Linked DNA regions of Homo sapiens: all the other regions are linked to region 2. The links are chromatin contacts, found by Hi-C or POLR2A ChIA-PET in ENCODE. All regions are on one chromosome and are shown on one strand. The core of a region is the stretch at or near the end of the contact, and the rest is flanking DNA. Distances in the headings are between cores, read along the strand shown.

What was found. Hi-C counts contacts between places; a loop is a spot of excess contacts on that map. ChIA-PET counts read pairs that join two places held with the same protein, here RNA polymerase II (POLR2A). Pooled maps may share reads with other maps.
Region 1: POLR2A ChIA-PET joins it to region 2 with 14 read pairs in Panc1. The contact joins two enhancer-like sites. POLR2A ChIA-PET finds 5 or more read pairs at or near these places in 2 of 52 experiments (Panc1 and activated naive CD4-positive, alpha-beta T cell).
Region 3: a loop to region 2 is called in a pooled map, with 15 times the contacts of the local background. The contact joins two enhancer-like sites. A Hi-C loop is called at or near these places in 2 of 37 single-sample maps with no recorded cell type and 9 of 50 pooled maps. POLR2A ChIA-PET finds 5 or more read pairs at or near these places in 1 of 52 experiments (activated CD4-positive, alpha-beta T cell).
Region 4: a loop to region 2 is called in a pooled map, with 6 times the contacts of the local background. The contact joins two enhancer-like sites. A Hi-C loop is called at or near these places in 6 of 50 pooled maps. POLR2A ChIA-PET finds 5 or more read pairs at or near these places in 3 of 52 experiments (WTC11, activated CD4-positive, alpha-beta T cell and activated T-cell).

What each region holds. Positions count from the first base shown.
Region 1 is chrX:40,131,469-40,134,168 of GRCh38, reverse strand. It overlaps a transcript of BCOR not described here. Among named protein-coding and RNA genes, the nearest start is that of BCOR, 35 kb to the right of the region's middle. Within about 2 kb of position 1,273, at least 12 of the 41 ENCODE cell types and tissues checked have a DNase peak (open chromatin) inside an H3K27ac peak, as active enhancers do.
Region 2 is chrX:39,612,300-39,614,999 of GRCh38, reverse strand. No RefSeq gene overlaps it. Among named protein-coding and RNA genes, the nearest start is that of MIR3937, 48 kb to the left of the region's middle. RefSeq lists an enhancer at 230-429. Within about 2 kb of position 1,424, at least 5 of the 41 ENCODE cell types and tissues checked have a DNase peak (open chromatin) inside an H3K27ac peak, as active enhancers do.
Region 3 is chrX:40,172,438-40,175,139 of GRCh38, reverse strand. It overlaps a transcript of BCOR not described here. Among named protein-coding and RNA genes, the nearest start is that of BCOR, 76 kb to the right of the region's middle. RefSeq lists an enhancer at 195-244. Within about 2 kb of position 1,284, at least 31 of the 41 ENCODE cell types and tissues checked have a DNase peak (open chromatin) inside an H3K27ac peak, as active enhancers do.
Region 4 is chrX:40,467,041-40,469,740 of GRCh38, reverse strand. No RefSeq gene overlaps it. Among named protein-coding and RNA genes, the nearest start is that of ATP6AP2, 110 kb to the left of the region's middle. RefSeq lists an enhancer at 1,070-1,364. Within about 2 kb of position 1,265, at least 8 of the 41 ENCODE cell types and tissues checked have a DNase peak (open chromatin) inside an H3K27ac peak, as active enhancers do.

The DNA of each region.
Region 1 (2,700 bases), core at 24-2,523, 520 kb before region 2:
ATTCATGCCCTCCTGCTTGTTCTGCCCTGGGAGGGAGCCTCAGCCCCTGAGCCCCCTGCCTGGAGTGATCCCCCTGCTCACCCTGACTCCCAGCTCCAGGCCCCACCTCCTCTGCGGAGCCCCTCCCAAATTTCTAGGGGGTTACATTTCAGTCTAATTCTCCCAGATGCCTTTGTGCTTATTGTCACAGCCACAAAACTTATCATTTGGTTGCTCTGAAATGACTTTACGCCTTATCTCCTCGCTTCAGTTGTAAGTTCTTAGAGCACAGGGACCACAGAGCCTAGCAAGGTGTTAATACACATGAGTGTACTTACTGGTTGGATAGCCTCCCATCAATTTCTGTCTCTTAGTGGTGTGGGAGTAGAAAAGACTCCCCAGATGTTAGGGCCAAGAAGGTTGAAATTGAGGCCGGGCGCGGTGGCTCACGCCTGTAATCCCAGCACTTTGGGAGGCCGAGGCGGGCAGAGCACGAGGTCAGGAGATTGAGACCATCCTGGCTAGTACAGTGAAACCCCGTCTCTACTAAAAATACAAAAAAATTAGCCGGGCGTGGTGGCCGTCGCCTGTAGTCCCAGCTATGCGGCAGGCTGAGGCAAGAGAATGGCATGAACCCGGGAGGCGGAGCTTGCAGTGAGCCGAGGTAGCGCCACTGCACTCCAGCCTGGGCGACAGAGCGAGACTCCGTCTCCAAAAAGAAAAAAAAAAAAAAAAAGTTGAAATTGAAGTAGATGGCCGGGGGCGGTGGCTCACGCCTGTAATCCCAGCACTTCGGGAGGCCGAGGAGGGTGGATCACGAGGTCAGGAGTTCGAGACCAGCCTGACCAACATGGTGAAACCCTGTCTCTACTAAAAATACAAAAATGAGCCAGGTGTGGTGGCATGTGCCTGTAATCCCAGCCACTCAGGAGGCTGAGGCAGCAGAATCACTTGAACCCAGGTGGCGGAGGTTGCAGTGAGCTGAGATCATGCCACTGCACTCCAGTCTGGGCGACAGAGCGAGACTCCATCTCAAAAAAAAAAAAAAAAGAAAAAAAGAAAAAAAAGAAATTGAAGCAGATGAGCTCAGATCATGAGGGATTTTCTGAAACTGCTATATTTTGAAGAAAACCTTGCTGGTCCCCTCCAGTTTTCTGTAATAACCTGGCTGAGCAGTGGGTTTCACTGTCCGGTTCACGCACTAACTGCTTCAGGGTCACCTGGGGTGCCAGTTCAGAATTCAGAGTCCTGGCCCCACGCCTGAAAATACTGACTCACTAGGCCTGGGGTGGGGCCTGGAAATCTCTATCTTTAACACGCCACTGCTGACTCTGACGCACAGCCAGGTTTGGAAACTAGTCGAGTCTGAAAAGAATGTTCTCTTCTTGGAAGTGAGAAAATGTTAGGGGGGCACCGTGAGAAGGGGCTATGATTTGGATTCTGAGAGACCAGGTTTGAGTCTCAGTTCTGCCACTTACCAGGTGTGTGACCATGGGCAAGTTATTCAGCCCCTCTGCACCTCAGTTTCAAGTGGGAACACCACGGATCTGTTTTGTGACTAGTGCCATGCAACAAATTACCCCAGAACTTTGCCACTTAAAACAACTCTTTGGCCGGGTTTGGTGGCTCATGCCTGTAATCCCAGCACTTTGGGAGGCCGAAGCGGGTAGGTCAATTGAGCCTAGGAGTTGGAGACCAGCCTGGGCAACATGGGGAGACCCTGTCTCTACAAAAATACAAAAATTAGGGTGAGAGGATTCCTTGAGCTCTGGAGGTCGAGGCTGTGGTGAGCTGAGATCCCACCACTGCACTTCAGCCTGGGTGACAGAGTGATACTGTCTCAAAAACAAACAAAAAAAACCCCAACTCTTTGATTTTGTTCACAATTCTGTGGGTTAGGAATTCTGGAACGGACTCAGCTGGGTACTTCTCACTTGGGATATCTCATTCGGTTGCAGTCACACATCAACAGGGGCTGCAGCCATCGGAAGGATATCCGAGATGGCACACTCCTGTAGCAATCAGTTGATGCTGGCTATTGGCTGGGAGCTCTGCTGGGCTGTTGACTGTGGCACCTATGTTGTGAGTCTCTGCCATGGCAGTAGACTTCTTACTGACTTCTCTCAGAGCAAGTGCCCCAAAAAGAGCCAGGAGCAAGCTGCATGGCTTCTTCTGCCTTTGTCTTACAAGTCTCAGAGTGTCACTTCTGTTGTGTTGAAAGCAGTCACAAGCCCACCCAGACTTCTAGAAGTAGAGACAGAGACCACACCTCTTGGTGGGAAGAGTGTCGAATAACTAGCGGGCGTGTTTAAAACCACCACGGTATCTCATGGGGTTGTTATGAGGATTCAGTGAGATGATCTTGCTGAAGTGCTGGACAAGCATGAGTTCCCCTCCTCCTTCTAATTTGAGGCCTGGAGGCTAACAGGGTAAAGCCAGTGCCAGGTGCCAGGTCTCCAGTCGCTTGCAGTTGTTCATGTCTACTGGGCCATAGGGACCGTTTTTCTCAGTCTTGTCTCCTCTTCTCTTCTCTTCTCTTTTACTGACAGAGTTTCGCTCTTGTTGCCGAGGCTAGAGTGCAATGGCGCGATCTTGGCTCACTGCAACCTCTGCCTCCTGGGTTCAAGCGATTCTCCTGCCTCAGCCTCCTGAGTAGCTTCAATTACAGGCATGTGCCACCACGCCTGGCTAATTTTGTATTTTTAGTAGAGATGGGATTTC
Region 2 (2,700 bases), core at 175-2,674:
GTGTCAGATGGGGGCCTAGAAAGGCCCTTATGCCAAATCCATGTCATTTCTTTTTGGATTACTTGCTCTTTAACACTCTCAGGACTTCTTCTCTCCTCCCCTAGTGCAGAAAATGGAGAGCGAGCTGGTTCTTGGGCACAGACAGGAGCTGATCTGGGCCCAAGAGGATTGCAGTCACCCTGGCTCCACGGGTGCACTCTCTGCCAGGCATGTCCTCTTGGGTATGGATGTAGGATGCCAGGGCACACTTTTTATGACCACGTGCTTTCTCTTTCTTCCTGCATTAGAATTTTTTTCACCACGTCAGCCTGCTTATTAAGAAACTCCCAGGTGCTTTTTACCTCGGCTCCACGCCTGCCCTCAAGCTCTGGCCTCTGCTGTTTTGTGGTCTACCCTGTGTGCGTGCCAAAATGTGTTGGTTGAGTCTCAGAAAACACGCGGGAGGAGGAGCCAAAGGTCACAGCATGCAACCTACCCAACTTTCCTGGGAGTGTGGGTGGCACCCACTTAACCCCATCTCTTCTCTTTCCACCCCTCCCCCTGGGCAAACTGAGCTGTCCCCTGCCTGTGTTTACTCCCAATTTCAACGACCTCTCCGCTAACTCACTCCATATGTTAATTTCTCTGTCTTCCACTCCAGCGGTAAACCTCAGGGTTAACCCTCCGCTCCCCCTTCCAAATCCGGGACTGGACTTTCCCTCCTCTTTCCTCCCTTTCCTTGTCTGAGATCAGAGTTCTTAACCTTTTCTCTGCCGTGGACCCCTGCGTCGCGCTTCTCAAACTTTAACGTAAATAGGGAATTACCCCAGGATTCATTAAAATGCAGATGCTGATTCAGTAGGTCTAGGCGGGCCCGAGATTTGCATTTCTAACAAGCTCCCAGGTGATGCTGCTGGTCCGTAGACCACATTTTTAGTAGCAAGGTCTCAGAGGCTTTCAAACCTGTGTGTGTGTGTTTGGCGGGGGGGAGCGGGGGGGCGGGAGGCTGCCCGCACCGCCTCCCCCGTCTCCCCAAGCACCAGGAAAAATCTGTGGGCACATTTGATGCATAAACAGACTCCGGCGGCTGCAGAGCATCACAGGTGCGCGTCCTGCCGGCCCTAGCCCCGCCGCAATTCATCAGCTCCCAAAGAATGCTTCTTTATAATCAGGAAATAGGAACCGACTCTCCCCGAGCGGGGAGCGCAGCCTGCACTCCTCCCACCTTTCCGGGCCGCTGCGCAAGGGGCGGACTTCAGGCGGGGCGGCTTCATAAACCAGAAAAAAAGAGACGAAACAATTAAACCTAGCGAGCCGGGATTGCTCCAAGGAACAGGATTTCAAAGGCAGAGGAGTCTGGCTCGTTTCCAGGCAGTGGGATCAGCCAAAGGGCGCGGGCTGCCCTCCCTCAGCGTGACAGGTGCGCCCCGGGCAGGCACTGGCCTCCCGGCTTGCCCTCTGCCCATCGCCCCCCGCGTTAGTGAAGAATGACTCAGGTTGGTAGGATAATCGACCCCTGCTAGCCCCGTGCAGTAGGAAAACACAGAGAAAAGCCACATTCCTTGTAGTCCAGCCGTGGAGCTGTGCTTGCTTTAGAATCACACCTTCCAGAGATGTTCTAGAATCTGGCTTTTCCAACTGCGTATATCTTTTTCTTCCTCTCTTTCTCTCTTTCTTCCTCCCCTCCCCTCCCATCCAACCTCCCTCCCTCCCTCCCTCCCTTCCTTCCTTCCTTCCTTCCTTCCTTCCTCAGTGAGGTCCTTACCTTTTACCTAAATAGTTATTTTGCTCATTGAATCTAGAGCTGGACACTGGATATTTACAAACTCAAACAAATAAATGCTATTACCTCCCAATTTCCGGTTTAATACAGACAATAACCACAGCATGAAATTTGTAAAGTATTTTAAAAGGAAAAAAAATTGTCTTACTCCGACTGTGGTCCCTGGACCAACTGCATCATCACCTGGGATATTCTCTGGCCCCAGCTTAGACCTCCTGACTGAGACACTCTGGGGAGTGGGACGTGGGACCCCACCACTCTGGTTTTTTTTTTTTTTTTTTAGACAGAGTCTTGCTCTGTCGCCCAGGCTGGAGTGCAGTGGCACGATCTCAGCTCACTGCAACCTCTGCCTCCCAGGTTCAAGCGATTCTCCTGCCTCAGCCTCCCAAGTAGCTGGGATTACAGGCATGCACCACCATGCCCAGCTAATTTTTGTATTTTTAGTAGAGGCAGGGTTTTGCCATGTTGGCTAGGGTGGTCTCCAACTCCTGACCTCAGGTGACCCACCTGCCTCAGCCTCCCCAAGTGCTGGGATTACAGGCGTGAGCCACCGCACCTGGCCGCCATTCTGTTTTAACAAGCCCTCTGGGCTGAAGTTTGAGAAGCAGCTCTCTAGAGAAATGCAGAGCCCATACTCAAGGTTTGTGTCGTGTACAAGAAAGAGAGTTGGAGAGCAAAGGGGAATTCACGTGCTCTGGCTCCTGGGATGGGGGAAGGGTGGACACTGGTCTAGGAGAGGCAATAAAGTTCTGACAGCACATGCCTCAGACGAGCCCAGGCCACTGCAAGTGAATAGAGGCTGCGCTGGAGAGGCTCTAGTGCTCCACTGTGTAACCCACCCGCCCACACTAACTGCCAGGAAACAGGATTGTCTACTTTGTGCTAATAAGCTGCCTCGGTTCTTCTAACATACCGAACGTGATAAGAGCATGGAGGGA
Region 3 (2,702 bases), core at 35-2,534, 560 kb before region 2:
GAAAAAATGACAGTATAGGTCAGAACAGGCTGCCCGCGAGTATTAATATGGACGGCCTCCGTTCCTGGTGCTTGGGGAGGATGGGCGCTTCGCCAGGAAACCGCCGAAGGAGGCGCCATGAGGGCCGCCTGCCCCTTCTCGGGCTAGAAAACGTGGATTCTCAGAGGGACCAGACAAATGTGGTCAGATAGCTGCAGGAACTTACCCCATCTAAATACAGGTTGCCCGTGTATATTCCAACCAAGATCATTTTTGTTTCAATCTAATACACGTTGAATCAATTAGAAATACTGTGAGAAACTGTGGTCAAACGGTAGATAGGAAACTTGCTCTTTGCCTAACATTAAATGTATGCTCAGGAGGTGCGGGGCTGAGCACTATCGGCGCAGCCAGTCTGTGTCCTAAGAAGACAGGGTCCCCTTTGCGTTCCACCTTCCAGGACCTTAATAGAACGCGAAGAGAGGAATTATTTTAGTTGTAGTTTCTATTAGAGGGTTGCTTACTCCTTGCAAACTCCCGCCTGGGGTTGTCGGTAGTTAGTAGTAGATGGTTCTGCGTTTTGGCTTTTACAGTCCACGTTTTTCTCTTGGCTTTTTCTTTTCCTGCGTACACGCTGCTGGGTACGGGGAGGGGGCTGCCCAGACGTGTGCTGCCGCCGCCCTCGGGCTCTTTCTTGCGCACCACGCGGCCTCGGAGGAGGGGAAATGTGAACTCTCCGGGTGGCGCTCGAGAACTGGAATTCTGATTTAGGGCTGCGGGTTTGTTCCGGAGGCTGGCTGGGAGCGTCTTGTAGGGGCCGGAGGCTGTGAAGGGGAAGCCCCAGAGGTGACCCTGAGGCCTCAGAAGCAAACCTGGAGGCGCCCGTGTTCTTTGTCTTTCTCGGGGCTGGCAGCTTGGCACGCACAGTTCCGATAAGGATCTACTGAGAGCTAGAGCGCACTGCCAGCACATTTCAGTGATTAGGCAAACGCCGGTAGCCACTTAAGGCAAAGGCCATTTGCGTTGTGTTTGAAAAGGAAAAGGCAGCCTCACCTAATGAATTATGGGTGACCCTGGAGAGGCCAAGCAGGGGAGGCCGAGGCCTCCCTAGGCTCTTATTTGCCGCAACTCCTCCCCTTTTTGCCAGAGTCGCCATTTCAAAGGTAATGGGAAGCCTTTTGAAATTAGAAGTCTGACCGATTCTGTCTACAGAAGTGGTATTTGCATCTGTGCACCAGTAAAATGTGGCCCGCCAGCGGCCCAGGGACAAGGCCTGCCATACGCCAGCCCTGCACCAGTGTTAGACCAAAGTACATCCCAGAGGACATGGCTTTTGGCCAACTCCTCCGAGAACTGATTTAAAGAGGTGGCCTTCAGCCATCAAAAAAGGTGTCCTGGAAGAGTAGGCTGGAGGTCCTGGAAACCAGCGCTCTTCCCCAGGGCTGCAGGGAGAGAGTGGGTAATGGTGCCTGAGCCCTGACGGAACTTGCTATTAATCCAGTCTAAATGAGCACCATTAAAAAGGACTCTCCCTCCTATCCACCACCACACACACACAAGCCTTTATGGGACGGTCTAGTGGAGACCTAGACAGTTTGAGGGCATTTGGCCTTCACTTTTCAGTGGCCATACAATAGTGCCCTTTCCACCCTGCCAAGACCACTGGCTCCATGTAAACTTCCAGGAACTTTAACCCGGAACTTTGTACTCCCTACCCATCCAAAGGGAGTGCCAGATCATAGTAACAAACACACGTAGCATTGTACTGGAGGCAGCGTTCTAAGCACCTTATGTATGGAGGCATGTTATCCTCAGAACAACCCTACGAGGTAGATAATAGTATTGGTCTTATTTTACAGATGAGGACTCCGAGGTTTCGAACTGTTAAGCGGTTTGCCCAAAGCCGCACAGCTTGGGATAATAGGGCCTGGATTGACCAGAGGGAGAGATAGGGCCTGGATTGACCAGAGAGAGAAATAGGGCTGTGTTGCCTCTCTAGCGTTTTGTAATGAAAGTGATCTGTTTGGGGGTTGTTTCGAGAGGACTGCCTGGACCCCAACCTTCCAAAGGAAAATATGAAGAGACTAGAAGGCCCAACATTTGGCCTTTATTTTGCAAAAGAAAGTTCTGGAGAGTCGTACAGAGGCATCTTACTGTGGCTCCTCCGCGGCAAGGAAGGGGTCAGGGAAGGCAATGCAAAGGCCCCCCTGGCCCACCTAGCTGCATAGCATCCGGCGGTCACGTCCGCCGGAGGTGACTGGGGACTGGGGACAGCCGATTGCCGAGGAACTCCTTATCGCCCAGTGTCAGTGCTCCCGGGTGCCGGAGCTAAACGTCCGCCTGCGGGGGCGGCTAGTTCACACCAGTCCCCTGGCTCCCGACGCGCCCCCGGGCTTCTCCCGCGGAGCTGGCTAGATGCCCGGCGGCGGCTCCGAAGCTCCGGGCTCCCCGCCGCTTGTCCCGCCAGCCCGAGGCATGGAGCCCCACGGCCCAGGACTGGAGAGCCCAGTTCGTCAGTCCAGGTTGGGACTGCTGGTTCCGGGTTGCTCACGATCACTCTCCCCTCAACACCCGTCCGGCCAGGGCGCGCGCGCAGACACATAAACACACACGGCTTCCAAGCGCGCAGCCCGCCTCCCGGGCCTCCGCTTTTCCTTCCTCCTCCCCGCTCGGGCGCTTCGGAAGCCCGTGGCGGTTGTGTGCTGCGCCAGGGAAGAGTCCGG
Region 4 (2,700 bases), core at 16-2,515, 850 kb before region 2:
TTTCACACCTCTATATTTTTCCTCATGCTATTTCTCTGCTTGGAATGTTCTGTGTGTCCTCAGCAGCCCCACTTCCCGCCCAACCTCTTTACACACGTGAAGTCATCTCAGTTCCTGGAAATGTGGCTTCCTTCAGGAAAGATTCATGACTCCTCCCCACACCTTGCTGCAGAACTGGCTCTTCTTCCTTGGTGCTATTTCAGTCGCGTGTGCACTCTGCCATTGTTGCACTTTTCACACAGGGCTGGGTACATTTATGTCACTTTGCCCAATGGGACTGACAGATCCTTGAAGGTGGGGCTGATGATTTATGGTTTTAAATGCCCAGTACAGAGCACAGAGTAGATGCTCATTAAATGTTTGCTGAATTCAGTTTTTTAAAAATTGTGTAAAATATATATAGCAGAGTTGGGTGTGGTGGCTCACGCCTATAATCCTAGAACTTTGGGAGCCCGAGACCAGAGGATTACTTGAGGTCAGGAGTTCAAGACCAGCCTGGGCAACATGGTGAAACCCCGTCTCTACTAAAAATACAAAAACTAGCTGGGTGTGGTCATGCACACCTGTAATCCCAGCTACTTGGGAGGCTGAGGCAGGAGGATTGCTTGAGCCTGGGAAGCAGAGGTTGCAGTGAGCTGTGATTGCACCACTGTACTCTAGCCTGGGCAACAGAGTGAGACTGTCTCAGAAAAAAAAAAAAAGAAACATATATATATATATAGTAAAATTTACTATTTTAACCATTTCTAAGTGTACAGTTCAGTGTCATTAAATACACTCACGTTGTTTTGTAATCATCAGCACCATCCATCTCCAGAACTTTTCTCATCTTGCAAAACTGAAACTCTGTACCCATTAAACAATAACTTCTGCTTCTCCTCTTTTCTGCCCGCCCCCTAGCCCCTGGCAGCTACCATTCTACTTTCTGTCTCTATGAATTTCATGACTCTAGGTACATGATATGAGTGGAATCATACAGGATTTGTCCTTTTGTGACCAGCTAATTTCACTTAACATAATGTCTTCAATCACATGTGTCAGAATTTCCTTCCTTTTTAAATGACTTCAATTTAAAATATTCAAGATTATTATATAGTTGTGCAATGAGTAGGAAGGGCATTCCCCCCGCCACCCCAGCTCAGCCTGTATTTGAAGCAGAGAACAGAGGACAAAAGGGTGTTGATGATCCAGGAGGTGGCAGCAGAAAACAAAGGGCCACTGTGTTCTGCAGGGCTCCTCCTCTCTTCCTGCCCTGTTTGCTCTTGTTCCTGCTCAGCTGTTTAGTTTAGCCTCTTGAAAGGAGGAGGTTCCGATCTGGACAGCCTGCCCAGTAAGGAACAGGCCTGAGAGGTGTTCTGGCAGGAGGGCAGCAGAGCACAAGTGGTGACAGTGGAAATGGACTCAAAGTCCCAGTGGTGGCTCCACCAACACTCACTGGCTGACCAACCACTTAACCTCTCTAAGCCTGGTCTATAAGATTGGGATGACAATATCGTGTACCTTACAGGGCTGTTGAGGGGATCCGATGAGGTAATGCATATAAACCACTTGGTCGGCTTGGAAGCACTGCATATGCCAGTTATTGTGTTTTTATTACTACTGTGAATGAAGAAGAAAGTACAGCTCATTATTTACACTTCCTGAGAAGAAAGTGAAACAGCTCCAGCATCATTCAGCCTTCATCTTTGGGGCATTTCTGGTTCCTTTCTCTTTTTCTTCTTCCACCCTCCAAACTTTCACCTTAGGAAGTGTTTCTAGACCAAGTGCAGTGGCGCACACTTGTAATCCCAGCACTTTGGGAGGCTGAGGCAAGCAGATCTCTTGAGCCCAGGAGTTTGAGACCAGACCGAGCAACATGGCGAAACCCTGTCTCTACTAAAAAAATCCAAAGCGAAACCCTGTCTCTACTAAAAAAATCCAAAAAAAATTAGCCGGGTATGGTAGTGTGCATCCCAGCTACTCGAGAGTCTGAGGTTAGAGGATCACTTGAGCCCAGGAGGTGGAGGTTGTAGTGAGCTGAGATTCGTGCCACTGCACTCCAGCCTGGGCGATACAGCCAGACCCTGTCTCAGAAAAAAAAGAAAAAAGGAAGTGTTTCGGTTCCATTCTGTCGAAATGTCATTAACTGCCACTACACTGCCAATGAGAGAAACAAAGAGGCACGACGGAATTCATTCAGGGTGTCAGCAAACACGATTGGAAGCATGAGCCGTACGCTAGGTTGTGTACTGGGAACAAAAAGAACAAGGAGCCAAATAGCTTGACCTAGAGGAGTCCACACCGTAGAGTGCGACCCAATATGGAAGTAGATGTTCACGACATCTTCCATCTTCCCCTCCAGGCCCACCCTCCACCCCCTCCTCCCTGCCCTGTGCCCCAGGAAGCTGACCCTTATGCATTCATTGCACTCATCTCAAAGGGCCCCCCACCCTTTGGCTCCCGTTGGCCAGTTCCAGCCAATAGGGAAGCCCCACCAAGAGATCAGAGGGCAGAGGAGAATGAGGGGACGCATTTAGTCTATCTTCCTCCCTGTGAAGTCTACTTGGGCTGACTGATCCTTCCACTGAAGGCCCCCATTTCTTTTAAGGTGGCCTCCTGTACTCAACTCTGTCCCCTTCTAAGTTTGGGGTAGCCACGACCTCCCCTATTCCCTTTGGCTCTAGGGTGATAACAGCTCCTGCTTCTTGTACTATCCCTGTG